Linked DNA regions of Homo sapiens: region 2 is linked to region 1. Evidence: chromatin loops called from intact Hi-C (ENCODE). Cell type or tissue: mammary epithelial cell. All regions are shown on one strand.

What was found. Peaks named below come from ENCODE experiments on the same cell type or tissue, not always from the same donor. Only the 100,000 strongest peaks of a DNase experiment are listed, where the experiment ranks them.
Region 2: a loop joins it to region 1, with 16 times the contacts of the local background. A loop is called at or near these places in 3 of 110 quality-filtered maps.

What each region holds. Positions count from the first base shown.
Region 1 is chr11:101,453,713-101,461,712 of GRCh38, forward strand. TRPC6 (transient receptor potential cation channel subfamily C member 6) reads right to left here. Exons shown (of 13, transcript NM_004621.6): 11 at 1,306-1,389; 12 at 1-13. Among named protein-coding and RNA genes, the nearest start is that of MIR3920, 62 kb to the right of the region's middle. In mammary epithelial cell, a CTCF peak has its summit at 3,266 (motif pointing right); no DNase peak of the experiment used is centred here; H3K27me3 peaks cover 120 bases.
Region 2 is chr11:101,616,310-101,624,309 of GRCh38, forward strand. No RefSeq gene overlaps it. Among named protein-coding and RNA genes, the nearest start is that of TRPC6, 36 kb to the left of the region's middle. In mammary epithelial cell, no CTCF peak of the experiment used is centred here; DNase peaks (open chromatin) are centred at 1,842 and 2,582; H3K27ac peaks cover 1,522 bases.

The DNA.
Region 1 (8,000 bases):
TTTTCATTATTTTCTAGAAAACAGAGAAAGGAGAAATCTATGTCAGTTTCAGGTTCATGACAAATCTCTCATTTGGAACAAGTTTCAGAGTCTTCCTCCCTGTAGTGAGCCCTTTGGAAGTGATGGCTGTCAAGGACTAAGATGATTCAGCCAGGATGCAGGCGATCTCTACATTTTGCTTTCCTTTTTAAAGCAGTTTTCACATCACCTAGGCTAATGACTCAAAAGTGAGTTCTTAGAAAAGAATGTTTAGAGCAAGTATGAAATCCTTTATGTCCATTGCTTGTATTTTATTTGAAAAGTATTAGAGTAAGACAGTCTTTCAGTGGGGTAGGTAAAAGATGTACACTACTGCTCGTGGAAATGGGAAATTAAGCTAATGTCTGCTCATTTAAGCCCCACGTCTGACCCACCAAAAAATGGAACCAATTTTTATTTTAAACTTTCTATTAATTTAGGAATGCTAGTTTCAATGTAATATATTTTTCAAGTACCTGGGCTTCTATCATGCAAACATTGCTTTTATTATATATTTTTCATAAAAAGAAGGAGTCTTAGTGGGTGCTCAGAAAGTCTTGATGGATATAGAACTAAATAAAATTTTACACCTAAGCCAAGGTTAAATGGTAGATAGTAAAACTCTACCTTCAAGAATCTATTCTAAAGATATGATTTAGTACATTAACAAGTATGTTCATAGAACTAGTTATATAATAGACAAAAATGAAACTTTAAATGTTCATCAGTAAGGAATTATTTTTAGTAAATTATATATTTGTATGAAGGAATATGATACATTCACTGAAATTAATAGGAATATATATTTTGTGGAGAGAAAATCACAAGCTAAAAACTATTACTCATTATATAAGTATTAGCTGATTTATATAGTATTATATATGCATTTTATAATAATATTAAAATATATGTAAAATTATGCACATATAGGCATATAATCATCTGGCAGAATTTTCACCAAAAGCAAGCAGACTTTGTTTCTCACTGGTGGAATCTGACATGAATTTTACTGTCGTCTTTATGTTTTTTGTAAGGTTTGCCTTTTCAATGAACACTCTCTTTTTTAATGGAGACTTTCAGATCTGTGATTCCAATACTTTATTTTTTTTAACTTATATATCTCTGTCACTTACAAAATGCCTGGTACATGGTAATTAATAAATATTTATTGAATTAATGCATTATTTGATATTGAGAAAAATATCCTGATACTTTAAAGAATCACATAGTTCAAGAACCTAAATATTACAAGTAACTAGTTTTATTCCTTTAAAAATCCATGCTTACCTGATATTGTCTTGGAGGATTATTGAAACTATTTAGATGGAAATCTTCTGAGCTCCTTATACTTGGTTGTTTATTGTGCCCAACCTGTAATTTGAAAAGATTTAGAAATGGATTCCTACTTACATTTTCTTTTAAATAAAGTAGTGAGATTAGTTATCTAATGAACTAATAGTCTTACATACACAAATTATCTATATGTATAGTGCCATTTATCTTGCTTAGTATTCTGTCTTCCAAGACAAATCAGTGACATTTTAGGTGTGTTCAGTTTGTTAATGGCTGTTTGTTAGAGGTTGTCTGAGGAGTCTCTTAGACTTTGTGGCTGCCAATCACGTTGTCATGAGAATCACGCGTTAACCTTCTCACAGATGAATGCATGGTAGAGAAAGAGTCAAACAAATTGAGGAAATAATGGTGGTGATCTCAGAAGTCCATTGATGGGGGATCAACAGTGCCACCTGATTAACTAAGACATCCACACCTGAAGCAGGGTCTGATGTGGATCCTGCAGAAACACCAGGGTAAGACTGTGGTGGAGCAGAATTCAGTTTCAAAAAAAGCTCTAATTAATGTTTGAATTTTAGGTACTGTATACTATCCCATTTGGGCAGCACTTTTCAAATTAAAATACATTAACCCAAATAGGCAAATAACAAAAAATTAAAGCAATCTGCAATAAAGCATACCTTATTAACATGCTAAGAGGATGATTTAAAACCTCTTTAATGCATTTTCTGAATTAAAATCCTTGCATTCACTTCAGTGCTTTGCTTTGATACTTTAAATAGCCACATACTGAATTAAAACAGCTACTCAGACATTCATCTATATATTCAAGTATATATTGAGGGTCCTCAAAATGTAAGGTGCTGTGCTAGGCTCTGTGTATAAATGAACATAAGCAATTATGGTATAGCTGAGTTATGGTAACAGCTCAATTATGAAAAATATGGCAAGATTGATAAGATTAATAATAAACAATATATAAATTTGAAAATAGCATCATTTTTCATGTATCTATTATTTCCTTTTTCTTTTACTCACTCTAAAAATTTTAGTGTCCATATAATTTTACTTATACTGAATTTTAAAACCACTCTGATAAATTACATAATTCATCAAATTAACCAAAGAGAGGCAGTTTAGGTTCCCAAAACGAGCACTTGAAGGGAACCTCAAGGATAAATACCATCTGGCTTTGCCACAAGCTAGCCATGGAACAGAGGCAAGATGCTTCAACTTTCTATAACCTTGTCTGACAATGAAGGAAGTGGTCTACCTAGTTTCTATCATTCAAGCCCCACTAATTTATGAATTTGTGAAATGCATAAAAACTTCCACATAACATCTTAAATAATATAATGGGAACCCTGGCTTTGAAACTATGATTTATGCCTTAAGAACATCATAAAAGGTGAAGACCAGTGTGAAGCTCCCACTAAGCCCATTATGATAAAGCATGCAGGTAAGGGCAGGCTCATAACCATCATGTCTCTGATTTATTTACCATCTATTCATTAACTCACCATTGACATTTTGGGCTAGATAATTCTTTGGTGTAGGTGGTCTCCTGTGCATTATGGAATGCTTAGCAGCACCCCTGGCCTCTAATCTACAGACTAGATGCCAGTCACAGCTCCCACCACCCCCTATTGTGCCAACCAAACATATCTGTAGGTATTATCAAAGGCACCAGATTAGGAGTGGAGGGCACAATCACCCCTGGGTGAGAATCACTGGTATAGTTAAATGGCATAAAACTAAATATAAACTCACATGAAGCATTTTTATGGGTCTAGTTTTTTTCTAAGTATTAAATACCAAGTTTTGGATGCATATATAACATATTTTATTTTCAGAAAAAAATTCTAGTCAGTTTCTAATACATCATAGAAATTCAGTAAATATTTCATAAAAAACTTAATGATACAGAGAAGAGTAAACCTATCCAATGGTGCAAGGAAGTATTATTACCACTTGGTGGCAGAAAATCCTAATATATAATTGTTTCCATGTACAATTATTTAATGTCTGGAAATCCAAGTCTGCAACACGTTTGTACATAAAAGAAAATTCAATTTGAAAATTGAATAGTATTTAAAGCTTAGGGATTTGGGTATTTATAGATGGTGCCAACATGTATACTGTCATAGAGGTTGGAAGTGGGAAGCTTGTTGACTACAAGCAAGAAGGACTGGATGCAAGCTTTGTTCCTAATATGGAAATAAACACTCTCTCCAATTCTGAATGAACCACTGCCTGCCCCCTTTGTTAATACCTTCTACCACATTTTATGCATTCTTTATTCATTTTCTTTTTCATTTCCTAATAATTAGTTTGATATTAACATTTCTCATCTTGTAGGTTCATTTTAGGATTAGAGTGAGCAATACTAATAACTTGTTTCTAATTCGTTAAAAAGAACAAGTAATTTTAAGTCTTTAAAGTTTCTTATATTGCTGGATACAGGAACAGTTCATGGAGTCACCTATTTCCCACAAGCAGTAAATGTCCTGCAGCTGGGAACAGAGCAATGAACTGAAAAGGTATGGACAATATATTCAGTCAGCAGTGAATGCAGATATGAAATGAAGCTGTGTTATACAGTGCTTATAAACATATTGCTCTGAATCAAGTGGATGTTGGTTCAAATTCAGGCTCTGTCACTTGTTTGAAATGGGACTTGAGGCAAATCATTTCACCTCTATATCCTTGGGATCCTCAGATACAGAATAGGGAAAATAATATTACCTACCTTCCAGAGCTATTGCAAGAATTAAAGAGATGGGGTATAGAGAATATATAGTTTGAAATACACTGGACATTCTATAATTGTCAAGAGCTATTATTTTACAGAAAGATAAATATCTACTATGTGGCTTTAGGTCTATTTCATGGTTAACTTTAATCTACACATACCCCTTTACTTATGATGGGGTTACGTCATGATAAATCCATTGTAAGTAAGTTGAAAATGCACTTAATACACCTAACTACTGAACATCATAACTTAGCCTAGCTGACCTTAACCATACTCAGAACACTTTCCTTAGCTTACAGTTGGGCAAAAGCATCTAGCACAAAACCTATTTTATATTAAAGTTATTATACAAAATTTGAATCAACATTCAAACTTTGAAGTACAGTTTCTACTGAACACATATTGCTTTCACACCATCATAAAGGTGAAAAATCATGAAGTTGAACTCCGGTAAGTCTGGGACTGTCTGTAGTCAATTCATCCTAGAGATATTTTGCCAAATATTACTTTTTACTGATGTGCCCAAGTCCATGACTAAGTCCTTCAGGGAATGAAATAGTCAGTGATTCACGCATTCAGATGAGCATTATAACCTCCTAAGCTCTACCCTACATGGTTTAAAAACCTGCCCTAAGACGACAACTGGAATGTGATCTGTTCAGAAGGTGGAACAGGGCAGTTATTCAAGAAGTTATCTGGCATTTTGAGGTTTACACATGTAATAGACTATGGAAGAGATCAACTTTTAATTTATGCTATCCTTTCAGACTGTACATCTGAACAGCTAATGCTAGCAACCACCAAACTCAGTGACCTTTAGAGTTAAAGGATATGACTGAAGATAATGAATAGGTCTGCTTATTATCTGAAAAGCTAATGCTAGCAACCACCAGTCAGTGACCTTTAGAGTTAAAGGATACGGTCAGAGATAATGAATAAGTATGCTTACCTTGTTTCAAAATGTATTTTTATATATGGTTCATCCTACTGACATCTATGGTGCACCTGGAGCAGATGTGAAGGCAGTGTTTGTGCAGCTAACTAAATACTTTAAAATTCAAGAGGTCAGAGAGAGAAGACCTGAGTGAATCAGAAATTCACTTACCATCTTAGATATAGATGTTATGAAAAAGATTAAGCATAAGCCATATGAGTTGGGTAGGAAAGAATGAACCATGAGAGTTTTTCTTAGTATGCATACACTAGGGCCAAACCATCTCATTAGCAATGGGCAAAAATTATTTGAAATATAAATGATTGCCTTAAAAAATCTTCTCAGGAATACAGTTTAATGTATGTCGTAAAACCAAGCCATGTGAAATGTGTCTCAAGTTTTGTTCACCACAAGCTCATATGGCAGGGGAAAAGAGATACTTGTGTTGATTTAAGCCTCCAAGAATCAAATGCCAAGACTGAGTTGGAAGTATGAGATGTACCCAGGATTATACCTATGAGAGATAAAGGGAAGTGGAACGGGAGAAGGCGGAGAAATCCTCTCCACTGTGAGGCTCTGCTCACCTGTGAAAGGGGGAGAGGTAAGACGATTGTCTGGGAAAGTCAGTCAGCCCAACAGGGAACGGCACATCTCTGTAGCTGCCAGAAGACACACTTACACAAAAGGCTCTCTAGATTGTTAAACTGACAGTGGAATCAACATTTTATTCCAGACTTCACAACTGAGGTCAGACATCACAGGTTTAGTATTTCTAAAATACTAAACAGTTTGTTTTAAGCTATGATTAAAATATGTGTTATTGAAAAGTGTAACTCTCATTTACAATATATAATATACATTTTGCTGATGGTTAAATTTTAATTTTCCACATTTTTAGAGAAGCTACAGGGAAAATAAAATTATTTCATTTGATAGATACCATATTTTCTATCATAAAGAAAAGGCATTTTGATTTTATTTTAATTTTTCTCTTATCTGTCCAGTGACTTATTATACATCCTTCATGCTTTCAGGATGAGTATTTTCTTACTGGAAAAATATAAGAGCCAATTACACTGACCTATCTTTGCAAAAAATTTATTGAGATTTTTAAAACCAAATAACAACAAGAGCCATTTCTTTATAATATGAGTATATTACATTTGCGTAGTGTTTACGATTTTCAAAGTACCAATTTAATCTTTCCAATATGCTTGTGTGATGGGTTGTACAACTTGATTATTTCTGTTTTATAGATGAGGAAACTAAGGTTCAGAGAAGTTAAATGAATTGCTGAAGGGGCAGAGATGTACACTTATTATAAGATCTCAATCTTCTGAGTACTTAGTTCAATACTGTTACTCTATCAATTTCCAAAGTGCAGTTTTGATAAGGAAGGAAAAGCAGTGAATATAAAATATTGATCAAACATGGTGAATTTTATATCTTCATATTAATCCATTATATATGTTATACGTAGTCAACTGTATATTATATGAAGTCAGTACATGTACCCCTTGGTATCCATGGGGGATTGGTTCCAAGACCCTCCTTCTGAGCACACCAAAATCCACTGATGCCCAGACCCCTTATAAAAAATGGTGTACTATTTCCATATAACTTACTTACTCATAGCCACTGGTATAACTTAAATCATCTCTAGTACTTACAATGCTCGATATAATTTTATGTAACTGATAAATATTGTTATACTCTACTGTTTTTTAAATTTGTATTATTCTTATGATCATATTATTTTTGATGTTTTTATTTAATATTTTTGACCTGTAGTTGGTTGAATCTGTGAATGCAGAACATATGGACATGGAGGGTGGACTGTGTATGTGTGTGATATTTAATTGAAATGCCCTTTGCAAAACTGTAAAACAATTTTGTCATATCACACATTTTGTAGATCATAAATGGGAGTTAGGTGGAAAGGAAAAGAGCCATAACCATCTCCTTGGAATATTCAATTAAGAATCAGAAGTCTGCATTGTGAATGCACTTAATGCTCCTGAACTATATGCTTAAAAATGGTTAAAATGGTAAATTTTATGCTATATATATTTTATAACAATGAAAATAAATATAAAAAAGAAGTCAGTTGCCTGTATATGTCAACCCCAAGGGTTGCTATGAATATTTAGGTTTTGGAGAGGGACACTGTTATTCTTGAGACTAATAATTCATAACCTCTTATCCGTAAGAAAACATAATGGGCCATATTGTCAATTATAACACAACAATAACATTACTAGCTGAAATGTCACCCCTTTCTTTTTCCTTTAAGCATTTCAATATTTAAAATACATAGAGTGAAGTTAAACTGGTAAGATAGACTTAATTATATAGTGCTTGGTACACATGTTAAAAATGATTGGGACCACACAATATGTCACCAGGAATGACTGAATTCTTTTCTGAATATATCCACTAACTAGGGAAGGCTTTGAGAAATTAAATCATTTCACCTTACTCCAGTTTTCTTATGTGATATGTGCAGATAATTTACTTCACACAAACAAAAGAATTTACTAAAATGTCCTAGCAAATTATAAAATTGTTTGGGCCAGGCACGGTGGCTGATGCCTGTAATCCCAGCACTTTGGGAGGCTGAGGTAGGTGGATCACTTGAGTCCAGGAGTTTGAGTTCAACACTAGCCTGGGCAACATGGCGAAACCCCATCTCTACAGAAAATACTAAAAATTAGCCAGGCGTGGTGGTGCTCACCTGCACTCCCAGCTATTTGGGAGGTTGAGGTGGGAGGATCACCTGAGCCTGGGAGGTCCAGGCTGCAGCAAGCCATGATGGCACCAGTGCACTCCAGCCTGGGTGATAGAGACCCTGTCTCAAAAACTAAAATGAAATAAAAATAAAACGTTTTGAGTTGAATACCTTTTGGAGGTAAGCTATTTCATATTCTTTCAGTAACATTTTCCCCTTTATCTTTCTGTCTGTACACCTTTCCTTCTGTACATTCACGCATTCTTTCTTTC
Region 2 (8,000 bases), 160 kb after region 1:
AAAATGACTAACTTGGACTAAAATATTCAGATGAATTTTGAATTTTATGGCATAAAGTTTTATTGCACTACTGAGCTTCAGTCTGGTTCACACAGATCTGAGGAATCAGGAAGTGGGAGCAAGGTCACAAAAAAGGGATGATGGCAAATGTTGGTATCAGTCACTTTCCATGACCTGCCTCAGGCAAAAAAAAAAAAAAAAAAAAGACTACATTTCTTTTTGGAAGAGCACATTCTCTTGTAATTTTATAGGAAATCACATGCCGATCTTAGTGTCCAAGATTCCCTTCCATGGCAGGCAAGCAGGTCTCTAACTACGTTTATTTCTTTCATCTAAAATGGGCATGCTCTGAGTGTGAGAGTGTGCCTATATGCATGGGGAAGCAGCACCTTCTGAGAAAATGCGACTGGATGTAGCCCTTTTCTGTGAAGGCTCAGAGACATAATTGGGTCAATGCCTCAAGGTGGTCAGATCCTGGGAACCAGGCTCATGCTTACTAAAATGCACAAAAGAACTGGTGTTAGCCGTGGAAAAAACAACTGTCACAGCAATAAAAGACGTAGAACAAGCACATTCTTCTCCTGTGGTAAGCAACATGGGAAGCTGTTGAGAAACCATGAAAAGTGCCTGCCTCACAGCCCAGAAATATCTGAAAGCCTTAATGTCCACTCACCTCTCCCTGTAGGCAGACCTAGGAGTGATTTGAGATGTTCCTTTGCGAACCTTGACTTACAGCAAGGGGACTGAAGTCTCTTTCTCAGAAAGCTTTTTCCCTGCCCTGCACTCTGCAAGGCAGCAGCTCCATCATGCAATGAAACTTACTTGGGCTCATAAGCACTGACATGCTGATGAAGCTAAAACTTGTCCTATAGTGTCTCATCCCGACAGAGGGTACTCATTTATGGGTATTTCACAAGTACGCCACACTTTGTGGGGGCTTTTGAGTAACAAATATTGCTCTTTAATCACATTCTTCAGATTACAACATATTTGCGATTGTGTTTTCCCCTTCATATTGGCTCCACTGCTTCTCATGAAACAAATCCCAGTTCAACTTGGATATTTGGATCATAAAGTGTCTCACACTGAGGGGTGATTTTTTTTAACGCTATCTGTCTGGCAAAGGCTTGCAGACTTGCCCTGCCTTTCTAGTTATCTTCTTGGAAATCTTTGGCTTTTGAATCACCTTTTGTGCTTTCAGGTTAACGAAGTAATTGAAGTATAATTGTTCCCATTTTATGAATGAGGGAAATGAGGTATAGAATGCTTTCCTGCTAAAGCTGCAAGATGGCAAAGCTGGTTTCTAGTGTGTGAATCAAACCAGGAGCTCTCTTCAGTACCTGGCACTGCCTTTGTTGCAGGATTTTTCCTTAGTTCAGCTGAAGACAGGGTCCTTGTCCATCGCATGGCCATGAAAATTTAGGCTCATAGACAGTTTGAAGGGTGAGTAAAGCAGGGTTTTATTGGGTGAAAAGGAAGAAAAGGGGGAAACAGAGACTCTCCACAAGGCCAGGGTCCCGTTAGAGTGCTTCCCTCCAGCAGTTTGAATTCCAGGTTCCACACACCGTAAGAGGAGGGGCCAGGCTCCTCCCAGCTGCAGACGGGGCAAACTTCCCAAGGATCCACCTCAGTGAGCATTCCTCCCAGCGCGCAGGCCAGTAGGAGTTTGCCAGGGACCCACTCCCATCTGACTGGCTCATCTTCATCAATGCCTGAGCCCTCAGTACTCTGGAAATGTATGTAACATTTCCTCTCCTTCTGTCTTAGCAATAGATCTTCCAGGATGAGTAATGGCAAGATGTGCAGAACTACCCACAGCTCCTACTAATTCAGAAGGAAGTAATTTGAGAATGAATCATAGAGAAAATTTTCAAATGCCTTCTTACAGGTATTAAACATTCAGTTACATGATACAATTAACTGCTGCCATCATATCACATGGTAAACTAGTTTGAATAGGGACTTTCTGTGCCACGTTACAGGCCATACAGTAGCATTTTTAGGTCATGGAGTATGAAGACATATGTTGAAATCCCAACTCAGCCACTTAATGGCTTTTTTACCTTGAGAAAGTGACTTAAACTCCCTAAGCTTTAATTTCTCCAGCTGTAATTACTGTATGACAAATGTCAGTACATCAAGCATTTTGTGAGGTTTAAATGAGATAATGTGTAGAAAACTCAGCATGATTGTAGAAGAATAAGTACTAAATATAGAAGTAGTGATACTAGTAATAGTAATCTTTGGAGGACACTAACATATTATTACAAATGTGTTTCATAAATTATCTCATTGTATCATTGTATTATCACCATCTTACAGATGAGAAAACAGAAACTTACAGAACTTTAATCACCTGCCCAAGACCAGGTTAAGTGCCAGAGATGACACTCACATGTCCTCAGATTCTAAATTCTCTCTGCTTTCCCTTATAACAAGTGGCCCCAATGGGAAATGTGTTCAGTATTGGTCATGGTGTGGTTGATGAGGTCAGCTTATTGTTGGAGGGCTCAGGAAGGTCCCCAGATGCTAGTGAAACCCTAGCCCCAGCCAGTATCCAGGTTCTTGACACCATCACAAGAAAGGATTTGGGAATGAGTCAGAATGATGCGAAAGACAAGAAGCTTGTATTGTGAAGAGAAAGTACACACGTAAGAGAGAAGTGCAGGCATGCTCATGAGAACAAGTCACACACAAAGGAATTTTCTATTCTAATGTGCTCCTCTCAATTAGGGGGTGGAATAATCATGAGGTTTTCTAGGAAAAAAAGGTGGTGATTTCTTAGAATTGGGGTGGCACCTATTTTTATGGGCTTGCTCGGATCTGTTGTGGTGCTGGTGGGTGTGTAATTTAGTATGGTAATGAGCATATAATTAGGTCTGGATAGGGCATGGGTCAAATCCACCACCATGTTGGACTTAGCCAGTTTCAACCAGGTTATCCCATATCCTTTCTGTTAGGGTCTTATCAGCCTAGGCTCATCCTTGTCATTGAAGCTAATTTTTTTTTTTTTTTTTTTTTTAGATGGACTCTTGCTGTGTCACCAGGCTGGAGTGCAGTGGCGTGATCTCGGCTTACTGCAACCTCTGCCTCCCGGCTCCAGCAATTCTCAAGCCTCAGCCTCCCAAGTAGCTGGGATTATGGGTGCACACCATCATGACCAGCTAATTTTTTTGTATTTTTAGTAGAGACAAGGTTTCACCATGTTGGCCAGGATGGTCTTGATCTCTTGACCTCGTGAAATGCCCACCTTGGTCTCTCAAAGTGCTGGGATTACAGGCCCAACGCACCCAGCCTGTAGCTAATTTTAACAGCTCCTTTCTTGCTGCCATATGAAATTGCTGCTTGACATTTTCTCGCTTCTGTGACCACCCAGTATTCCTGTCTCAAGATGAAGTTGTGGCAGGCTGGGGACATGGGCTTCCGAAACTGGAGTTAATTTTACTATTGACTAGAATGATATTAGACTATTTGTATAATAAAGTAGATCTGTTTAACACTATGTGCCTAACACTGTGCTAGTTGCTTTAACTCTTATGACCACTCTCTAAAGAAAGCATTTATTATTGACATTTACAGACTAAAAAACTGAATGTTAGGAAAGGTAAATGGCTTGTCTAAGGTAATATCTTGGCACATGGTTAGGTCAATGCTTAAATCTAAAGCTGGTGCACTTTTCAATGGGTCCCATTGCTTCTAATGAATGTAGCTAGCCCCCAGTTTTCTTATCTACAAATTGTACCTGTATTGCAGTACTGTGTGAAGGCGAGATGAGATGACACAAAGTAAAACACTTAGAATAAGGCCTGGCACATAACAGGCAACAGAATCCTCATCTCTTCCTCTTTATTTACCTAAAGAGACAGTGGCCCAGAATGAAGAAAGACAGGTACAGAGACACGGGCTTTATCTCTGAGTGACATCTGCAGGCAGCTCAGTGACATTAGAATTGGATTTTTTTGTGTCAAAACGGTTATCTCTCTGTGAGCTCTGTGCATAGACTGATGGATATGTGATCTTTGCAGGATGGAATTGAACAGTAGAGCTAATTGCTTTAGGAAGTTTACTATATATGGGAAGTATAAATCTCATGAAAAACAACTGGTGGTAAGAGAAAAGAGAGACACTCTTAACCACAAATCTCCCATATTCCACTCTCTAGCTCCAACATATACCCTGTCTGCATTACAAGCAGGGAAAGAGGCAAAGATCTAGTATTTTGTACTTATTCATCTCATGCATCCATGTATCCATCCATTCAACCATCAATATTTATTCAGCAGTTACTCTGTGCCAAGCTCTCTGTTAAGAAAGAGAGGGGATGAACAATCAGATAAGACATGATCCATGACCTAAAGAAGCTTATGGTCTAGGAGGGAAACCAATAAATACACTAAAATCAAAATACAGAGCTCTGGGTGCTTGGATAGATAAAGTAATGTCTGGGTCCCGCGAGATCACAGAAAAGGGGAATTTAAATTAACCAAAGTGTCCAGTAAGTCTTCCTGAAGGAGGCAAGCCATGAGCTAAGCGTTGGAGGAGAGTGTTAGACAAGGCCCTTGGCTTGAAATAACAAGAGGTGCTCCATCTTATGAGCTGTCATGGAGGGAAGCAGAGGAATATTGGGTGGCTTCATCATAAACTTCCATATTTGGATGATGCATCATAACCTTCTCAACACTTTTACACAAGATCATTCCTCCTATTCTGTTACTTTTGTCTTAGAAATTCTACATAACTCTCCAGTGTTTTAAAAACATATATAACTCTTCAAACTTTTAAAGATAAACTGTTTATCACTATTTTTACATATCAAAATAAAAATAATATTCTATCTCCAGTGAGGACAGATTTGAGCTACTCCAAGATGCAAGTAATGAAGCGTAATACAAGTAATAAAGCTAGGCCCTATCAGATCTCATTTAATTTCTCTGTGGTTGTAAAAATAGCACAAAGCTTTGAAATACAAAATGTATTCCCTTTTAAAAAATATTTTCCTTAAAGTATAGTAACTTTGTCAGCCCCTCAGTGCTAATATCACTCATGTTAATATTGAGATACTTTCTTAGGAATAGCATGTGATGCATCAGTGTCTAAGAAATAATAAAAGGATAAACATAGCATCAAGACTTCTGAATGCTTGTGTATATTACTGAAAATTAGTATATATCAGTCTAACCTCATTAAATTCTTAGACAGTGAATGTGTGTCTGTATTCAGAATTTTATTTTCATGTTCTTGGGAAATGATGAGTGGAAGAACATTTATGTAGTATTGAATTAATATTAAAAAGAAATTGATTATATCTTTCAAGGGTTTATTAAGCAATTGCTCTATTTAAGTCACTATGGTAAATTATATGCACATAGACATTAAACAAAAACAGAATCTCTGGCTTCAAGAGCCTCGTGATTTAACTGTATGGGAGACCAGAAAATAAACTGGAGGAGTCATGCAGAGTGCTCCAGGAGGAAGCCTATGGGAGATACATAACTAAAAAATCCTTAGGGATGAGAGGAGCCAAGGAAGGTTTCCTAGAGAACGAATAAGACATATGCTACATATGACATATAGGACAGCTTTTTCCGGACAAAGAAAGCAGAAAACTATGTACTAGACAAAGAGAGGAGCATGTGCAAGGACATACAAATAGGGAGGCAGTAGTTTGGACAGTATCAATAAATGATTAAGGCCGAGTGCAGTGGCTCACACCTGTAATCCCAGCACTTTGGGAGGCTAAAGTGGGAGGATTGCTTGAGGCCAGGAGTTCAAAATCAGCCTGGGCAACATAGCAAGTCCCCATCCCTCCAAAAAAAATTATCTGGGCATGGTGGCACATGCCATGCCTGTAGTCAGTCCTAGCTACTCAGGAAGCCAAAGCAGGAGGTTTCGAGACTACAGTGAACTATAATTGTCCAACTGTGCTCCAGCCTGGGTGACAAAGCAAGGCTCTGTCTCTAAACAGATAGACTGATAGATGATAGATGATAGATAGATAGATAGATAGAAGAGTGAGAAAGAATAAAAGAAAGAAAGAAAGAAAGAAAGAAAGAGAAAAAGAAAGAAAGGAAAGAAAGAAAGAGAAAGAAAGAAAAGAAAGAAAGAGAAAGAAAGAGAAAGAAAAGAAAAGAAAAGAAAGTTACAAATAAATAATTAAAATGATGAAAGTATGGATCTGGGCCGGATAGGAAGAATCTCATAGCTTGGGAAAAGATGGAGGACTTAAGTACTGCTAGTTTTAATGAGGTCTCCGAACGTATATTGCACAAATAAGGTTTATAACAAGTCCATGAAATGTCCTTGAAATGAGCGGATGAAATGGAGTGAGAAGGAAGGTCATTGGAATGGAGAGGGTCAAGGAACTTTAACAATGGGATACTTTATGGCCATCATGTGGACACTGATGTCCTCAAGATGCTAGAAGCTCTTGGAGCTACAGAGAAAGACTGTGATCCTGGTGTCAACACTGTGTCTACCTCCTCTGCTCCTGGGAGCTCCTCCTCTGCTCCTAGAGCAAATTGTACAATTAAGTTGATTGGAATTATGAAAATCCATGATCTTGAACCTAATTTCTTCAGACCTACTAAGGAAGTCTCATATGATTTCCAGTTTCCTTCACAACCATTTCCAGCCTTCACAATTCACAAGCTGTATCAGCTTCCTCCTCATTCTCAGCAGATTTACTCACCTTCTGCCTTACAGACCAAAGTGAGGCCCACCAAAGCAAACATCTCAACTTCTTTCTCCACCTAAAAACTTGCCTGGCATCTACACTACTCCTCTTTGTGTCTCACTTTCCTAAGCTACCATTAAAATATGGGATAATAATTATATACATCTAACAATGTTATGGGGGAGGTTAAATAACATATATAATCCTTAGGCAGGTATAGCACATAGAGATCAATGCTTATTAATTATCATTATTGCTATTACTCTGGTTGTTGTTGAAACCCATCCTCAACCCCTATCTTCACAGTCCCATCCCAGGCTGCCTCATTTATCTCCTCATTCTCCTGTATTTTCTGCATTTTCCTCTCTAGTAGTTGTTTTCTTCCTCTCAGCATATAAGATCAATTATTTCACATCTGTAAAAAAGCTTCTTTCTCTGCTTTTATTCCTCTTCCAAGTCACTGCCCTGCATTTTTCCTTTGCTTCACATTGAGTTCCCGGAAATCTACTCAGAGCCTGCTGTGTACCCTGGTGTGGTGGCACATGCCTGTAGTTCTTGCTACTCAGGAGGCTGAGGCAGGAGAATCACTTGAGCTCAGGAGTTTGAGGCTGCAGTGAGCTATGACTGTGCCACTGCACTCCAGCCTGGGTGACAGAACTTAAACAAACAGACAAGCAAACAAACAAAAAACTCAAAGAATCTGCTGTGTCCACTTCCTTCTCTTGATGTGAAAATACGAACCCACCACATTTTGTCCTCTGCCCTGCAGAAACTGCTTTTCAAAAGTTGCTTATAATGTACAAGATGTTAAATCTAATGAATGTTTTTTGGGTTTTATGTTATTTTAATCTTCAGTAATAGTGACACTGTCAAGAGTTCCATTCCTCCCTCCCCTTCTCCCTTTCTCCTTCAGTGCTTTTATTCTTTTATAACATTAGATCCCCCTGCTTAGTGTGTTATTTAGTACACTGTTAGTCCTCAATAAGTATTTGTGGAATAAAAATATATTTGATAAGAATAATATATTACACAACAATACATGTTCTTTGGAGAGTAGGTATATTTTAGTGTCTAAGGATTAGTGTGTCTGAGCTATGGACATACTTAGGGTAGGAAGCTGACTGTATTAGTGTAGAAATTAGGCCATCCCCTGAACTGTCTTTTCTTAATGGGATAAAAACCCAATGAGCAAGTACCTAAAAGATAATATTTAAAATTATCCAGGTCTTATTTTTGCTATGTTTAGTAGAAAGAGATGAATTATAACAGAACAAGCTCATTTACTGTAAAATTGGTCTTACCATCTTGTTTTATTTTTTACTAGCTC